Regions from separate parts of the Homo sapiens genome. Here region 2 is linked to region 1. The links are chromatin loops, found by intact Hi-C in ENCODE. Cell type or tissue: MCF 10A. All regions are shown on one strand.

Region 1 (8,000 bases):
ACTGTGGCACCTCCGCCCAGAGCCTGAAGAGAAGAGCAGCACCGCGTCCCTCCCGAACCCCGAGCTTCGGCTCGGGCTGCAGCGCCGGGCCTCCTCCGGCAGGGGCGCTGGGAACTCGCGGATGGCCGGCTCTCGTCCAGCGCCCGATCCCGCGCCCACCTGGGCCTGCGGCGCTGGAACTTTTCTTAGGAATACCCGCTACTCCCTGTCTTTGGAAACCCACAGATGCCAGGACCCGCACCATTCTGGGCCGGACGTTGTCGCTGGCTTGGTTCTTTGGCCCAGCCTCCCCCGCTGCTAATTGCCATTTTGGCACCGGGTGGAAAGGCAAGTTCAAGAGGGCGGGGGCTCTCGGGAATCGCTGGATGTCTTCTTCCTTGGCCAGCTTAGATTCTCAGTCGCCTCTTCTGCCTCCTCCATCCCTCTTGGCTCTTACCTGGCGCCCTTTCGCCTCCTCTTCTATCTCCCTCTTCCTTTTGCACCATTCTCTCGCCCCTTTTCTCCTTCATCTTGTCTTTCCTCTCTCCCCTTTTCCCTCTATTTTCTCCTTCATTCCTTCCTCTCACCTTTCTTTCCTCTCCGCGCATTCCCCTCCCTCTCGCTCCACTTTAACCATCTTCTAGAGAGGAGGAACTCTATCTACTCCCGAAGGGGAGGAGCAGGGCTGGAGGCTGTCTCTCTCTCCCTAAGCCTCCTCCCTCCTGCCTCCTCCTTTCTTAATAGCTCCTCCTCTAGCTCCTCTAGTCTCAGACTTTTCAACCCCTAGAATCCCAGGGGCTTCTCGGAGGCGGCGAGCTACACCACATGTCCTGGGGCCTGTAAACCGCAGCTCGAGGTCGTCTGTGGGTTTAGCTCATTTCCCTTCAGCCCACCTGAAGTCTCCTTCTTCCTACGGTCACGAAGGATCTCAGCTGCACCAAGCGCGCAGGCTACACTCCTGCAGTAGCGGATTGGGGACCAGATAAGCCCACGCGGCTCCCGCCTGAGTACCCTCTTAACTGGCGGCCGACACTTTGAAACAATTGAGTCCGTTCAGAAACGGACTGGGGAGAGTGAGGGCACGACCTCAAAATCCTAGGCAGCAAAATGAGGTCTGGATCCTCCCTGGAAGAACAGACATCTCGACTACTCTCTCGCCCCACCTCTGGCCGGGAGGTCGGGGCAAGGAGAATCCCTCAACCGAGAAGATCTGGCAAGTCCCCGATCCCACCGGGGCCTTCCGCCTCTTTTCCCTCATCCCCTAGGAGGCTTTATCAGGTTCTAACCGCTTGTAGTGGGGGCCGTGGGTGCTCGGGGCGCCAAGAGGAGGGGGCTGCCGAGAGCGGCCTGCCTAGTTCTCAGCATTGCCTCTTTGACCACTCGCAGGCTCCTGGAAATGCAAACACAGCCCGTGCGTGATCCGCACGCGACCAAAAGCCGAGCGCACACCTCCCGCCCCCGCCCCACTTGCCATCGCTCACACTAACGTGCACACATGCTCGTGCAAACGCGCACGCACGGAACCGCGCGCCCCCTCACACCCAGCCGCGCTCCCGGCCCGGCTCAGCCAGGTGCCCCCACGCGGCAGCGCCCGGTCTGCCCGCCGGCCCCCTGCGAACCCCTCGCCTCACGCCCGCCTGCCTGCGCGCACGCACGCGCACGCACGCATTCCCCACGCCCCCGCGCGGGGGCGCAGGCCTTGGGTGGCGGGGTTTGGCCGGGAGCCGGCCGGGCCAGGGAGCGGCGAGCAGAGTCCAGGGTGCATCCCGCGCTTGGCTTCCGTGCGCAGCCTCCCCGCGCGGAGGCACCTGGCTCCCTCTCGGCTCTAGAACGCGAACAGTTGGCGTTGAGCACACAACTCCTCCTCCTTCTCCCCCGAGACCCCTGTACCCTCCCCGCGCGCCATCTCCCGCCCCTCATAACAGGCCCGAAGAGTAAACCCCCAAACGCGTCCAGAAGCGGCTCCCAACTCTTCGCCGGGAGCACGTTGGAGGCTGGATTTCGGAGAGACTCGGGATTGGGGTCTATTGCCGGCCCCTCCTGGATCCGGCTTGATTTTCATATTTTAAGAAGATTTTCTTATTACCTTTGATTACTCCTTTTTACCAAATTTCTGGAGGAGCTCAGTGGGGAGGATTGGGGGGAATCTGATTTTAAGAAAGAAAGCACCGAAGGGGCAATTATTAATTTTCCTCGGGTTTGGAATCACCCTCTGGACAAGAGAACGGGCGAGCGGGAGCTAGGAGGGAAGAGTGGAGAGGACCGGCGAGGCGCGCCAGCCGGAGCCACCTCCTTCCCGGCCGCCCCCTCCCCACTCCCCCTACACACACACGCTCGCTCGCTCGCCGGCGCGCGCACACCCCCCGCGCCGGACCCGCACCTCGGCGGGCGCCACACACTCGGCAGCCCGAGCCGCGGTAGCCGCAGCGGGATGGAGGCGGCGCGCACGGAGCGCCCCGCAGGCAGGCCGGGGGCGCCGCTTGTCCGGACGGGGCTCCTACTCTTGTCGACGTGGGTCCTGGCCGGCGCCGAGATCACTTGGGACGCGACAGGCGGTCCCGGACGCCCGGCGGCCCCGGCTTCGCGGCCACCGGCGTTGTCTCCACTCTCGCCGCGGGCAGTGGCCAGCCAGTGGCCGGAGGAGCTGGCGTCGGCGCGGAGAGCCGCCGTGCTGGGGCGCCGGGCCGGACCAGAGCTGCTGCCCCAGCAGGGCGGCGGCAGAGGCGGTGAGATGCAGGTGGAAGCCGGAGGGACATCACCGGCAGGCGAGCGGCGGGGCCGGGGCATCCCAGCTCCTGCCAAGCTTGGCGGCGCGAGGAGGAGTCGCCGGGCGCAGCCCCCAATCACCCAGGAACGCGGGGACGCCTGGGCCACTGCTCCGGCCGATGGTTCCAGAGGAAGCCGTCCCCTTGCTAAGGGTTCCCGGGAGGAGGTGAAGGCGCCGCGGGCTGGGGGGTCGGCGGCTGAAGACCTCCGGCTGCCCAGCACCTCCTTCGCGCTGACCGGGGACTCGGCCCACAACCAAGCCATGGTGCACTGGTCGGGACACAACAGCAGCGTGAGTACCCACCCGGCGGCGGGTCCGCCTGTTTCCTGACACCGAAGGGGAATGGGGGGGTGGGTGGGAGCGAGGGACAGATAGTTGCTCGGGGGTCGAGGCGGGGGACGCCTCGACTTTTCGAGATAACAGGTTTGTCCGATTCCCCCCACGCCCCCAACAGGTTAACGGAGTTTGTTGTTAGACGCTGTGTGTGTTTGTTTACTGGAGACCCTAGGCTTCGGCCGCCGGGAGGGGAGTGGAGGAAGGGGCTTCTTAAAGATGAGTGGGGGAGGGATCTGTGCTCACTTTCTCCAATACTTGGCTTGGAGGGTCAGTTTTCCTGTTTGCGGGGTGCTTGAATTCTTGGATGAGAAAAAGGGCTGACTTGGGGCGGGAGCCGCTGAACAGACCGATTCCTGCGGCTGCCGGGCTCCCCCTACCCCCACCCCACCCCCACCCCCCCTCCCGTCACGCGAAAGGGAACCCGGAAGGCCATTCGGACTCCCAGCCTCCTGCTCGCCTCGGGGTCGCTGCTATCCGCTCCAGGCGCGCAGTCCTCCAGCCCAAGAGGGAGGCTCGGCCAAGTCGGCCCCCAGCCTTGGCCTTCAGGTAACCCCGGTTCCTCCTTCAAAGTCCAGGGAGCGGCCCTGGAAAGCCGTAGCAGAGGCCGTAAAAAAAAGTTTAAAGCGTGAAGCGAAATTCCACACCCATCCAGCGCTCATGCCACACCGCTCGCCCTCACGCACGCACAGGCACACGGAAGTCGCTCAGCAGAAAACTCTCGACTTCACCATTGCGTCCTGCGCCACAAACGGCTCCCTGAGCGGAGTTGGGTGCCTGAGCTTCCTGCACACCTCTCCACCCGCTTTTCCCCGCCACCGGGTTCTCCTGGACAAGGATGTACCGAGAGGTGGCGTCGTTGAGCCCGGTCTGGCCTACTCCGGCATTCCGAACTGGGCGCCCGACTGAGCATCGCGCCTGCCTGGCAGCTGCAGCGGCCCGCAGCGCGTGCCCGGAGGGGCTCCCCCTACCTCGCCGGCACCCAGCGCTGTGCAGCCAAGCAAAGAAAAGGCGGGGGACAGGTTCCCACCATCTCCCCGACTTCCCTCCCTCCCGCGGTCCCTACTAGAGCCAGATTTGGAAAATCCTTTCCTCTTCTCTGGCTCCATGGTTCAGATCAGAACCTGGCGTTGGGTAGGGTGCACGCTCCAGGCGGAGGATGACGGGTGTCTGTACAAGCAGCCTTGGGGAACTGATTTGATAGGAACTCACCCCGCAACTCCCTGCCGTTTTGTATTTCTCTTCATGACCGGTGTTTGACAAAATTTCTCTGGGAAATTTTTGCCTTATTTTAACAGAGCCTGGGATGTCCAGGATTGGGTATCTAATAAGAGGAAAGCGAGGGGTCCGCAGAAGGTAGTACATAAGCAATACCAAAGTGCAGATTTCTTGGTTTCTAATGATGCACAGCGCGGGCAGCCCAGCCTGGGTAGCCCATGCTGGTCTTGAAGGACCAGTGAAGTCCAGCTTCGCAGCAGCGCGATGGCGGGCTTCATCTGCCTGGGATGAAGACCCCCGTAGCCTCGGGCTGACAGCTCTGGCGAGAGGGGTGGACAATGTGTGCCTTTGCAGGGCTGGGTGATTGAAGACTTCCAAGTCCCTTCCAAGAGGACTTGGATATGTGTGTGCTGGGGGGAGATTCTCTGACCTCAGGGTTGATTCTCTGACAGCAGGGGTTGTGAATCCCAACTTCATTTTAGTTTGATAATTAGGGTGTGTGTGTGTGTGTGTGTGTGTGTGTGTGTGTGTTGGGGTTCTTACTTGGTGAGGAGGATGGATGGATGGATAGGATGTGTGGAAGTAAATATATCCTAGGAAGAGGAGGATGCAATGTCTTTACATCTGTGGCTTCCCTACTGCCACATTAGGACAATATAAATTCACCCTCCCTGAAGAGTTTTTCTGTGTCTCTGCTTTTATTTTAAGGATTATTTTTGAGTATTTACAAAGCCTCTGAAGATGGGACTTTAGAGAAAATGCTTCCTGCAAATAGCAGTTAACTGTGCATGGCCTTCTTTGCTCATCTTCAAAGCAGTTGTGCAGCAGAAGAGGTGAGGGGCAGGTCTGGCCCGTGCTCCCTGGGGAAATGACTCTTCAGTCAAATGACGGCCAAAGGGGCTTGGGGACTGGAGCAGTTGGGCTTGGAGACCTTGGTGACAGCAATGAGATTGGACAATGTATGAACAGCCCACAGGGACTTATTGGTTGTGCTCTTGGCCAGCCTTACTGCCCATGCAAGAGCACCACAGGTGGATGTAGGGCCACGCACTGTCCTCTCTCTCCAATCTGGGGAATAACTGCCTCTTTAGCCCCTAGGCTGGACCTGTCTCTTCTGACCACATTTTGTAGGCAATACGAGAGAGAGATCCTTGATTATCAGGTCTGTGAGCCTGTGTAAAGAAGATGGAGAAGCATACTCACATGGCCCTGTCTTTGAGACTTTAAGGAAATCTCCTGGAGAGTCACTGGGAAACCAGTTTCAGCAACATTGACCCAGCTGGTTTTTCTCCTGTCCCCCTTTCCTGATGGCAGGAAAAGAAGGTGTTGTAAATAAAAGCCAGGGTGAAGAGTGATGGGGATGAGGACACTTTGGGAAGATTCCTTCATCATTGGTTTCAAAGTGGAGGGAGATGTCCGTAAAACAGAGAACATGGGGCCTAGCTCCAGGCTCTTATGACGTGGAAAGAGAATTTTATCTTTTATTCTGGCTTCTGGAGTATTAGACATGTCCTTATTCAGGAGGCCACCAGTTTAATTTTTAACACAATGAGGGTTTCCTTGCTCTTCTTCCAAGTGTCTCTGATGCACCTGATTGCTTGATATGAGTTCCCTTTTGGGGAGCGTTTTCAGTAACCCTATGAAATTGAAAATTGAACTCCATTCTGACTGAGTTTACAGTCAGGGATGCAGGGTGGGACATGAAGGAGAAGGGCCTTCAGCCCACCCCATTGGTCCAGTGTGTGCCCCAGGTGGTTGAGGGTGCAGGAGGAGACCCTTGACCAAGGCTTGGGCTGGGTATTTGCCTTGGTCCCAGGACTGAGAAGAGATGGCTTTGGGGACAAAGGAGAAGGAGTGCAACTGGCTTTGGGCAAAGGAATCAGGAGGGCATGGGATCTGGGTACCACCTCTTGACCATGTTGCCTGCCAGGTGCTCTGGCTGGAAAGTGAGTGGACTTGGCCTTGGACCCTTTACTCTGGAGGAGCGATTTGCTATTTTTTCTCTCCAGTTGCCTCCAGCTGGAATCCTGGTGATTAATGGGTTAGAGAGTGTTTCAAAAACACCCAGAGGGAGCCCAGTCCCCGTGGCTTACAGGGAAACAGAAAAACACATTATTCTGTCCTTTTCCTTCAAATGAAAGAAGAAGCCTCCCTGCTTGCTCAGTGAGTTGGCAAATGGCTCTGGAGAGTGGAAAGTTGTGAAGGCACAGTCCACTTCTCCACACCCCCTCCTTCTTGGATTAACCCTTCATGGGGCCCCCATTCCTGGTGCCAAGGTGAAAACACTGCATCTGCCCTCACATTGGTCTTCATTTCCTTCCAGCAGCGCACTCGAAGTGGCAGCGATTTGCAGGCTGCTGCCCCTGCAGTGTATCTGCTTGGAATACTTGCCAGGTAGTTCTCAATTAATGGGCCCAACACTGCATCTTGGTGAAGAGAAATGGGGAGATGCTGATATTTCTAGGCCCTCCCAGATCACCCTGCCCTGAGCGTACTAGTAGGTGTAACACAGATTCTCCCAGGCAGGATTTCCTACCCTTAACTAATTCAGCTGGACTGTGTTCTAAAATATTTACTCCTAATGTGCAAAATAGTGACAGATTTGATCAGATTAATTGTATTTCACTCACTGGATCATCTAATTGTGGCTCCCAAACAGATTTTTCAAATAGCTTTTGGCTGGATTGCTTGTCTTCATCCTCCCTGCTCACAGTTCCTGTGTCACAATATCTTAATGCATTCTGCCTTTTTGGAGGCTTAATAAAGAAGCTTGCCACAGAAGCCATTCTTCAGGGTTTTGCCAAAAAAATTGTTTTCAATTAGTATTACAAGGGGAAACCATCTCAGTTGAGATGTAGCTGGGAAATGCATGGGGACATAACGGTACTAATTGCTCCTGGTCATTGTTGGTCTGAGGGGCCGTAGGGAGAGGAGGAGCTGGGCACAGCCTATTTATCTGCTCAGTGATTTCTCTGATGGCTGGATTACAGGATGTGATTTCCTTCTCAGATCCTTCAGTGATTTCCAAGGTGAGCAGAAGTTGCAGATTCCTTAATTGGGAGGCCTGATTTAATGATTACAGAAATGCAGTGGCTGGAACTTGCTTTGTAGCTGGCAAAGAAGGAATGCCCGGGAGTGGCTTCTCCAGTGGTGTTGGATTTAAGGGAAAGGGAGGGTGACTTCAGTGGCAGGAAGGCTCAGTGGACAGAAGGGAAAATTGCTTTTTCTTTGGGCTGTGTAAATCTATTGTCAGTGAAGGAATCCTGGAACTGGATGATCTGTGGGCCCTGAATCATCTCATAAGGAGCAGAGAGGTGCAACAAAGCAGACACTCTGTGATAGAAAGATTTGGCTGGAGACTAGTGGTTTATCCAAGGCTAGGTATAGATTGGCTAAGTCACTTAAGGCCTGTGGCTTGACCTACCTGTTGATTTCCCGCTTTCTGCCTTCTTTTGGCCTCTTGGCTGGTTTGAGACACTTCCCTTACAGGGAGAAAATGTCAAAGGAGGATTCTGCAGTAAGTTTGAAGGAGAAAAGAGGCCTTGTGGAGGAGGAGGTGGGAGATATAGAATGTGAGTGCCTAGTGGGTCACTAGGCAGTTCTGGTAAGCAGAACTGGCTCTGTGGGATGGATCGAATTTGGCTAACCAAGTTTATTCTCCTGGTGTTGTGGGTAACTGAGAAAAGGCTCTGGATAGGGCTCT
Region 2 (8,000 bases), 1.0 Mb after region 1:
AATACAAAAATTAGCTGGACACGGTGGCAGGTGCCTATAATCCCAGCTACTCAGGAGGCTGAGGCAGGAGAATCGCTTGAACCTGGGAGGCAGAGGTTGCAGTGAGCCAAGATCACGCCATTGCACTCAGCCTGGGGGACAAGAGTGAGACTTCGTCTCACACAACACACACCCACAAAATATATATATATATGTATATATATGTGTGTGTATATATATGCACACACACATATATACACACATATATACACATATATATATACACACATATATACATATATACACATATATATGTATATATGTGTGTATATAAATATATATATATATATTAGGGGAGTAGAGCCAGTTAACATTTAGGGAGTTATCTGTTTTCATCTTGAGGTGGCCAATATGGGGATGTGGAATTTTTATACAAGTTGTAAATGTTTGCTATAGTACTTTCGGTACATTGTGGCTTCACAAGGGCGAGTGTTAAAACTGCGTCCATATCTAAGCAAAGAAAACTGTCTACATATTGGTTTGTCCTGGTGGGGAATAAAAGGGATCATTGGTTCCAGTCACAGGTGTAGTAATTGTGGGTACGTTAAGGTTTGGAGCACTTACAAGGCTGTGGTAGAAACAGATATCCCATGGATACCGCATGTTAAACCATGTATATCTGTGGAATACTTAATCTCACTGTGCACACCTTTGACTACAGCTGCAGAAGGGTTCCTTTAGACAAAGTTGTGACCCATTTTACTCTGGATAAGGGCAGAAATGGTTCACATTTCATTATTTGTAAAGTTACCTGCTGTTAGCTTTCATTATTTTTGCTACATTTATTTTATTTGTATTTAAATGTTTTAGGCAACCTAAGAACAAATGAAAAAGTAAAGATGCAGGAAAAATGAATTGCTTGATATTCATTACTTCATGTATATCAAACACAGCAGTAAAATAAAAACCCATGTATTTAGTTTTTTTTAAGGTTTTTTCTTTTGTGATTTTTGTTTTTTGATACTTGCCTAACATGCATGTGCTGTAAAGACAGTTAACAGGCAAATAACTTGAAATGATGGCCAGCTTGGTTTAATGTCTTATGAAATTTTCATGAACAATCCAAGCATAATTGTTAAGAACACATGTATTAAATTCATGCAACTGGAATAAAAGTTTTATGAATGGACTTTTCAACTACTTTTTCCACAGCTTTTCATGTAACTTAGTCTTTTGGTTCTGAAACTTCTCTAAAGGAAATTGTAGATTTTTTGAAATTTATTCCTTATTCCCTCTTGGCAGCTAATGGTCTTTTCCAAGTTTAAACACAAAGTTTATCATAACAACAAAAATGCTACTAATATCACTGCTGTTTGCAACCATGTCCCAAGATCCCCTCTCAAAGTTTATCATAACAACAAAAATACTACTAATATCACTACTGTTTCCAACCATGTCCCATGATCCCCTCTCTTCCTCCCCACTCTGAAAAAAATGAGCTCCTATTTTTTCTGGGAGAGGGGGAGATTGATTGGGAAAAAAAAAAAAAGGAATATGTTCCATTTAAAATTTTGGTATATGGCATTTTCTAACTTAGGAATCCACAGTGTTCTTGGCCTATCATGACGTTGGGTAGCATTAACTATGTTTTGTGCTTCCAAATCACTTTTTGGTTTCTAAGAGTTTCTTGATACTCTTATAGCTTGCCTTCAATTTTGGTCCCTTGTTCTTTCTATGTGTCAAGGGCACAAGATTACCTTCCTTTTTTAGCGTTCTGTCTTGTCACCAGCCATTCCTACTTGGTGGCCACGTACTTGGAAAAAGGCTGCATGATCTTTCTGGCTCTACTCAATATCTAAGACATCCTGCTTCCTTTGCTCGCATCCCACAAACTACTTCCCTCATCCTATTTACTGCAGCAAATCTCTCCTTAGTGTGTTTATCTCCTTTTAAAACCCTACCTATCCTGAATTGTCTGTCATTGTCTGCCTTTAAAATCCTTCCTCTTTCTCTCCCTCTATTCTCTAAATAATGATGGGGCTAAGTTACACCCAAAGCTCACTTTACAAAATATTTCCTCAGTACTCTGCAGAAAACACCAGACAAAAATGCCATTTTAAAAGGTGTGTTTTTTCTTTTAGGATGTAAGCTCCTCAAGAGCAGGGACAATGTTTTCTGTATGTTCTATTGTGCCTAGTACACCGTAAATGCTCAATAAATATTGATGATGGGAGGTAGTGAGTCTTGATGATAAGGGTGAGAAATTGAAATCCCAAACACTGTTTTGTTGCTTGTTTTATTATGACTGCAGATTAAACTGGGGACTATTGGCCCTTTTGGATAATTGTCCCAAATATTACATTCAAATAAAAGTGCAATGGAGAAAAAAAATAGGAGACTTGGAATTAAAAGATTAAAATGTACTTCTGGCTCTGCTGAATCACTTTAGGAAAGTTGAATAATATCTCTTAGCCTATTTTTTAAATCTATAAATGGTTGCATTAACTGTATGTTTCCTAAAGTCTACATTAGCTCTAAAATTATTTTATCTCTTGCATGAAGTTATTATGCTCCAAATATTTAAGGGATTACAGGTTTAAGATAATATAAACATATATTGTGAAATGCTGGCCATTTATTAAAACGGGTGTAACGAAATCTGTTGTTACACTGGGGGCAGGGAGCAAGAAGGGGGTGGATATCATACTCAGTGAAAGCAGTGACATTGAATTAAACAGCAAGTTTTCCATTTGTTTACTTGATCAATTCAAAAAAATCTCTTAAAGGCATATGAAAAGGTCACTGCAAATCTCACATTTCTGCTATTCTGTTATGAAGAACCCACTGAAAATATTTTGAAATAGCCACTTCGCCTGTGGAAAGTTTACAGAGTAAATTGACAATATGTCTTCGCTGGCAGAGGCAACCCATGAACCTGCAACAAGCCAGTTTATCACTTTTTGTTTATTTAATTTTAGATAGATGTAGCTTGAAGTGTTTTTATTTTTAGTATGAATAATAAAACTGAGGGTGATAGGAATCTGTTTGGCTCTGAGCTACCACCACTGGAATTACCAGGACTTTAAAATTCTCTCTTGCAATGGGAGATTGCTGGGCCCTTACACAATCTTCTTGGGAGCCGTTAAAACGGTCCAATTAGAGCTGTTTATCGGTTTTCATTGTGACACCTCCTGACCTTATTCTTTCCTGCACCTCAAGCCTCTAGCACAGTAGTTATGCCCTGTCTTCAAATCCTAGTCATGCTGAACCCTGGGGCCTTGATGGCTATAGCACCCTATCCTACTTGACAGGAGAAGAAAGGGACAATTTTCTATCATTGCTGTCATTATTAATGACTTTCCTATGAGTTAGATTTACTGTTTTGTTTTTTTTTTCCATCTTTGGTGAACTGGGATCAACAGGTCATTGCATGTGGATCAGAAAACAATTGATTGTTACAACTAACTATATCTGTCCCACTAACAATCAGCTTTAGAGCTTTCTTCAAGTACCTTGCCGATCACTTTTCTGGATAAGTCTCTTTTGTCTCCTTATTTCTTTAGAGTCAGGATTCCTAGGTACTGGGTTCTTCTTCCTCAGCCTTAACATTTTCCACAGGGGTCCTCTGTACTAGCTTCCAAACAACCTGAATAGTGCTTGCTAGTGCCAGATTCTTGGAAATAGATATGCATATTAGCCACCATCCCACTCCACCTTGACCTCAGGAATCATGATCCTAGTAAGTCAGAACTTTCCATGTGCAACATGAACTTGTTATCAATCCCACAAGGACCAAGAAAATGGATTCTAATGATTTTTAAAAATGATATATTGACAAATTATAGTTGTATATATTTATGGGGTAAAAAGCAATGTAATGATTTTTGAATGCAATGTGGAATGTTTAAATAGAGCTAATTAACCTATTCATCACCTCAAATATTTGGCATTTTTTGTGATAAAAAACATTTGTGGTTTACTCTCTTAGCTATATTGAAATATGCAGTATTCAGTGATTAGCTATATTCACCACACTGTGCAATAGATCTCAAAAAACAAACAAACCACAACAACAAAAACCAAAAACAAACTCATTCTTCCTATCTAAGGCTTTGTACCCTTTGTTATCATCTCGCCAATCCTCCACCATCCAGTCTCAGGTAAACACCTCTTCCCTATTTGTTTCTATGAGTTCAATTGTTTTAGACTCCACACGTCAGTAAGAACATTCAGTATTTGTCTTTATGTGTTTAGCTTATTTCACTTAGCCTAATGTCCTCCAATTCCATCTATGTTGTCATAAATGACTCCAGGGATTTTTCATCTTCCTGTAAACGTTCAGAATTTTTCAAGCTTGGAAAACTATATAAAATATTTCTTTCCAGTTCCTTACTTTTCCCCCTTATCATTTCCTGGAGTTAAATACAACCTTCCTTTTGTTTACTCTCCACACCCAAGCCCCAATTTCTATATTGTGATGATGATGATAAAAATATTGATAAGTAGATGAATAGTTAAATAGATATGTGTGTATTTGATATAGGATAGATATATTTGATATGTATCTTGCTATAGCAAGAATGTCCTAGGGATATACAGATAAATGGAATCTTCAGATTTGCCCTGTTTGCATGTTGTGACAGGTACAACTGATAAGCCTATAGCCCCCTCTACTGGGAGGATTTTCCCAGATTTATCATATGCACCTCAAGCAGGTGGTCTTTGTAAACTTTCTTTGAGTACTCTTGATCATGCCCTAATTAACTTAAAATCCCACCACTGTTCTGATTTATAGGATGCTACATGGATCCAAGCGTCTAAAGTGCATGAACTCTTTTTCTCAATAAACTCCATTTTCACTCACTCTGAAGATTTGGCAATGGGTTCGAAGTCCATGTTCACCACAAACATACCTTTATTTATCTTTCTATCCCTCTTGAACATCTGATGTCACTAGCTCATGAGATTTCTTAGGGATAGCATCTCATTAATTGATTATTGGACATAATGTAGTAGGTGTCTGTCATGTACACCATAATAAGAAGATCTGTAGATACAGAGAAAGATGTGAGGTACCTTGTTTGGTATGTTTCCCTATTGACTTTTGCAAATACTAAAAAACAAACAAACAAACAAAAAAACAAAAAAAAAACCAATGCAACACATAGGGTAGATGACTTTTATAATTTGTGTTCTGAAACTACTTAATAGCTCCAAATAATACCTTTTTCTTAAAAAGAGGACATGAAGTTCCCCAAGCATACTCCCAGACCCTTAAGTCAACACAAGCTGACCAAGTATTGAGTATTGAGACTAAGTATTGAGAATGCTGTTCTTCTCTGAGGCTCTGACTTGTTACAGGAATGTGGTTTCTGCCAACTCTCCGAGGATGGAGAACTAAAATTCTGTCCATCATCCTCATAGGTTTGAGGTTCCCAAGAATGAGAGCAGTGCTATTCTGGGAGGCTTTTGGGTTGCAATGGAAGGAGCCCTGGGTGAGTTATGAGTGAGTTGGGGAATACTATCTTTAAAGAAGCATTATTTACTTCTCTCCTGGGGGTAGAAAAGTAGAAATGACAAATGGAAATTTTTTAAATGACAAATTTTAGGTTCCTTGGATCATATTAAATGAAAAATTTCAAAACTGTAGACTATGTGTATGTACCCAAATGCATACTTGTGCAATGACTTTAAAATTAAGTAGACAAAAAGGTACATGCAGAAATGGAAATTACAACAGTCACATGATATAAATTATGTCTTTTAAATATTCATTAGCAAAAATGATCTCAATCATCATTATCATTATCAATCATCATCATCATAGTTGACATTTATTGGTCATTCATTATGTTTAACTCTTCTCTGTTTCTTTGCAGGCAACAGCCAAGTTGGAAATAAGTTTGGGGTATTAGAGGTCTAACAAAGACAAAACCCACTGCTTTGGTATTGGGGAGCAAATTTTGTTTGTGTCATTAAGTTGATGATAGTACACAAGAAAATAAAAGCTCCCAATAAAAACATGGAGCTTCGCCGGGCATGGTGGCTCATGCCTGTAATCCCAGCACCTTGGGAGGCCAAGGCAGGCAGATAGCCTGAGGTCAGGAGTTCGAGACCAGCCTGGACAACATGGTGAAATCCCGTCTCTACTAAAAATACAAAAATTAGCCAGGCGTGGTGGCAGGCACCTGTAATCCCAGCTACTGGGAAGCCGAGGCAGGAGAATCGTTTGAACCCGCGAGGCGGAGGTTGCAGTGAGCTGAGATCGCGTCATTGCACTCTAGCCTGGGTGACAAGAGTGAGATTTCATCTCAAAAACAAAACAAAACAAACAAACAAAAAACATGGAGCTTGAGGTAGCTTTCAGCTCAGCTCAGTTATATGGGCTATGTAGATAGTATTGTTTGAAGTCTCTAGAAATAGGCTGGCAAAGACCATGTATAGAACAAAAGACAGAGTTTTAAGATAAACTTTTCCTTTCCTTCCCGCCTCCCTCCCTTGCTCCCTTCCCTCCTTTCTTCCCTTCTTTCTTTCCTCCCTTCCTCTGTTTTTTTTTTTCTTTTTATTTCCAAGAACAGCTATTTAAAATCTGTAGACCTTCTTTATGATCTTTGGTTGGTCCTTGTTTGGTTCTAGGATGGGCACCTCTTTAAACTCTATAGCATCAATCTGTTTGCTCTTGAATTGTTATGAACCAGGAGCCATATCTGAAAGCAAAAAGCCTTTTTGTTAATAACCCTCAAGAAATGCAGTATATTCAAAGAGACCAAGAATAAACTACTGTGAAGCTGGCTGTGTAGACAGCACGAAACAGATGGCATAAACATCTCCTTAGGAGTGGAAAATTAGTGTTAAATTATATACTGAATCAGGGCAGAGGTGTTTCAATGATTATCCTTCTCTAATTCTTTTTCAAATTAGATTTTCTTAAGTTATGGCCACTTCCTTTGGAACATCTAGGAAAGGCATACATTACACAGTGCCAGGACCAAAATACTAAAGCAGATCCCACCTCAGCCCTAAGCCTGAGGCTGTTTATATAGGGTACTAGCTCTTTCTGGCACACTGGCTCTTTTGATTATTAAAGTCAACTTTCAGGAAGAGTTCCAAAGGTAACTGTCATGAATGTGACAATGACAGAGAGCTGAAAGTTAATCTTTCCCACATCGCTTTTATTTGCTTCTTAACAGAACAATATTTTAACCAAAGGAATTGAAACTTCTATTCTGGAATTTCAAGTCTTTTTGGAGAGTTTGTAGGGGATGTATACAGATGGGGCATGAATTCCTTTTGAACCCCCTTTCTTACCCTTCCTCCTTTCCTACTGAATTCATATTATATAGACATCTATCAACAATGCAGACAAATAATTTGAATCCTGGTTCGGCCATTTGCTACAAATATGCTCTTGGGCAAATTACTGGTCCTGTCTCTGAACTTTCCTCATTTACAAAATATGTAAGGACTAAAGTAAGTAATATATAAGGTGTTATATCTGTCCCCTAATATTAATTCTTCATCACACATGATAATCTTTGTTTTCCAGAGATTGAGTGGTTCTTCTCTTTACTCCACAGTCAAAATTAAACCGTGCCAAACCACTTATTCATTCTCTCACTTCCATACACCAAAAGTTTGCAACCTCTCTTGCATTAAATTTTGCAAGAATTGCAAAATGATTAACATTCGGAATATTAGGCATGACTTTAAGTAGTAATAGCAGAAAAAGGAGGTCCTTATCATTCAAAGATTATCATTAAATTATGATATTTAAACTATAACTTTAACATATCATTTCAAGGGCTATTGCTAAGGTGGTTTGATAGGAGCAAAAAACTAGTTGAAAAGTCAGATGGAGGGATAAGGGAACTAGATAGAGGGATAAGGGAATAAAATAAGAAAATGACAAATACAGCAAAAGAGAGCTGAGGACCTTATGAGATGGTGAGGAATGAGGACAGAGCCGACCTACATGTGACATACCAAAATCATGTTTGGGCTTCTAGGTGGCAGGGAGCAGG

What was found. Hi-C counts contacts between places; a loop is a spot of excess contacts. Peaks named below come from ENCODE experiments on the same cell type or tissue, not always from the same donor. Only the 100,000 strongest peaks of a DNase experiment are listed, where the experiment ranks them.
Region 2: it touches region 1 in a loop (5-fold over the local background); 2 of 110 quality-filtered maps call a loop at or near these places.

Annotation. Positions count from the first base shown.
Region 1 is chr10:104,638,918-104,646,917 of GRCh38, forward strand. SORCS3 (sortilin related VPS10 domain containing receptor 3) reads left to right here and starts at 2,373. Exons shown (of 27, transcript NM_014978.3): 1 at 2,373-3,037. The coding sequence starts at 2,411. In MCF 10A, CTCF peaks have their summits at 122 and 3,926; a DNase peak (open chromatin) is centred at 3,924.
Region 2 is chr10:105,687,355-105,695,354 of GRCh38, forward strand. The region is part of intron 3 of LINC02627 (long intergenic non-protein coding RNA 2627); the gene reads right to left. It also overlaps the pseudogene YWHAZP5. Among named protein-coding and RNA genes, the nearest start is that of LINC02627, 130 kb to the right of the region's middle. In MCF 10A, a CTCF peak has its summit at 4,642 (motif pointing left); a DNase peak (open chromatin) is centred at 4,627.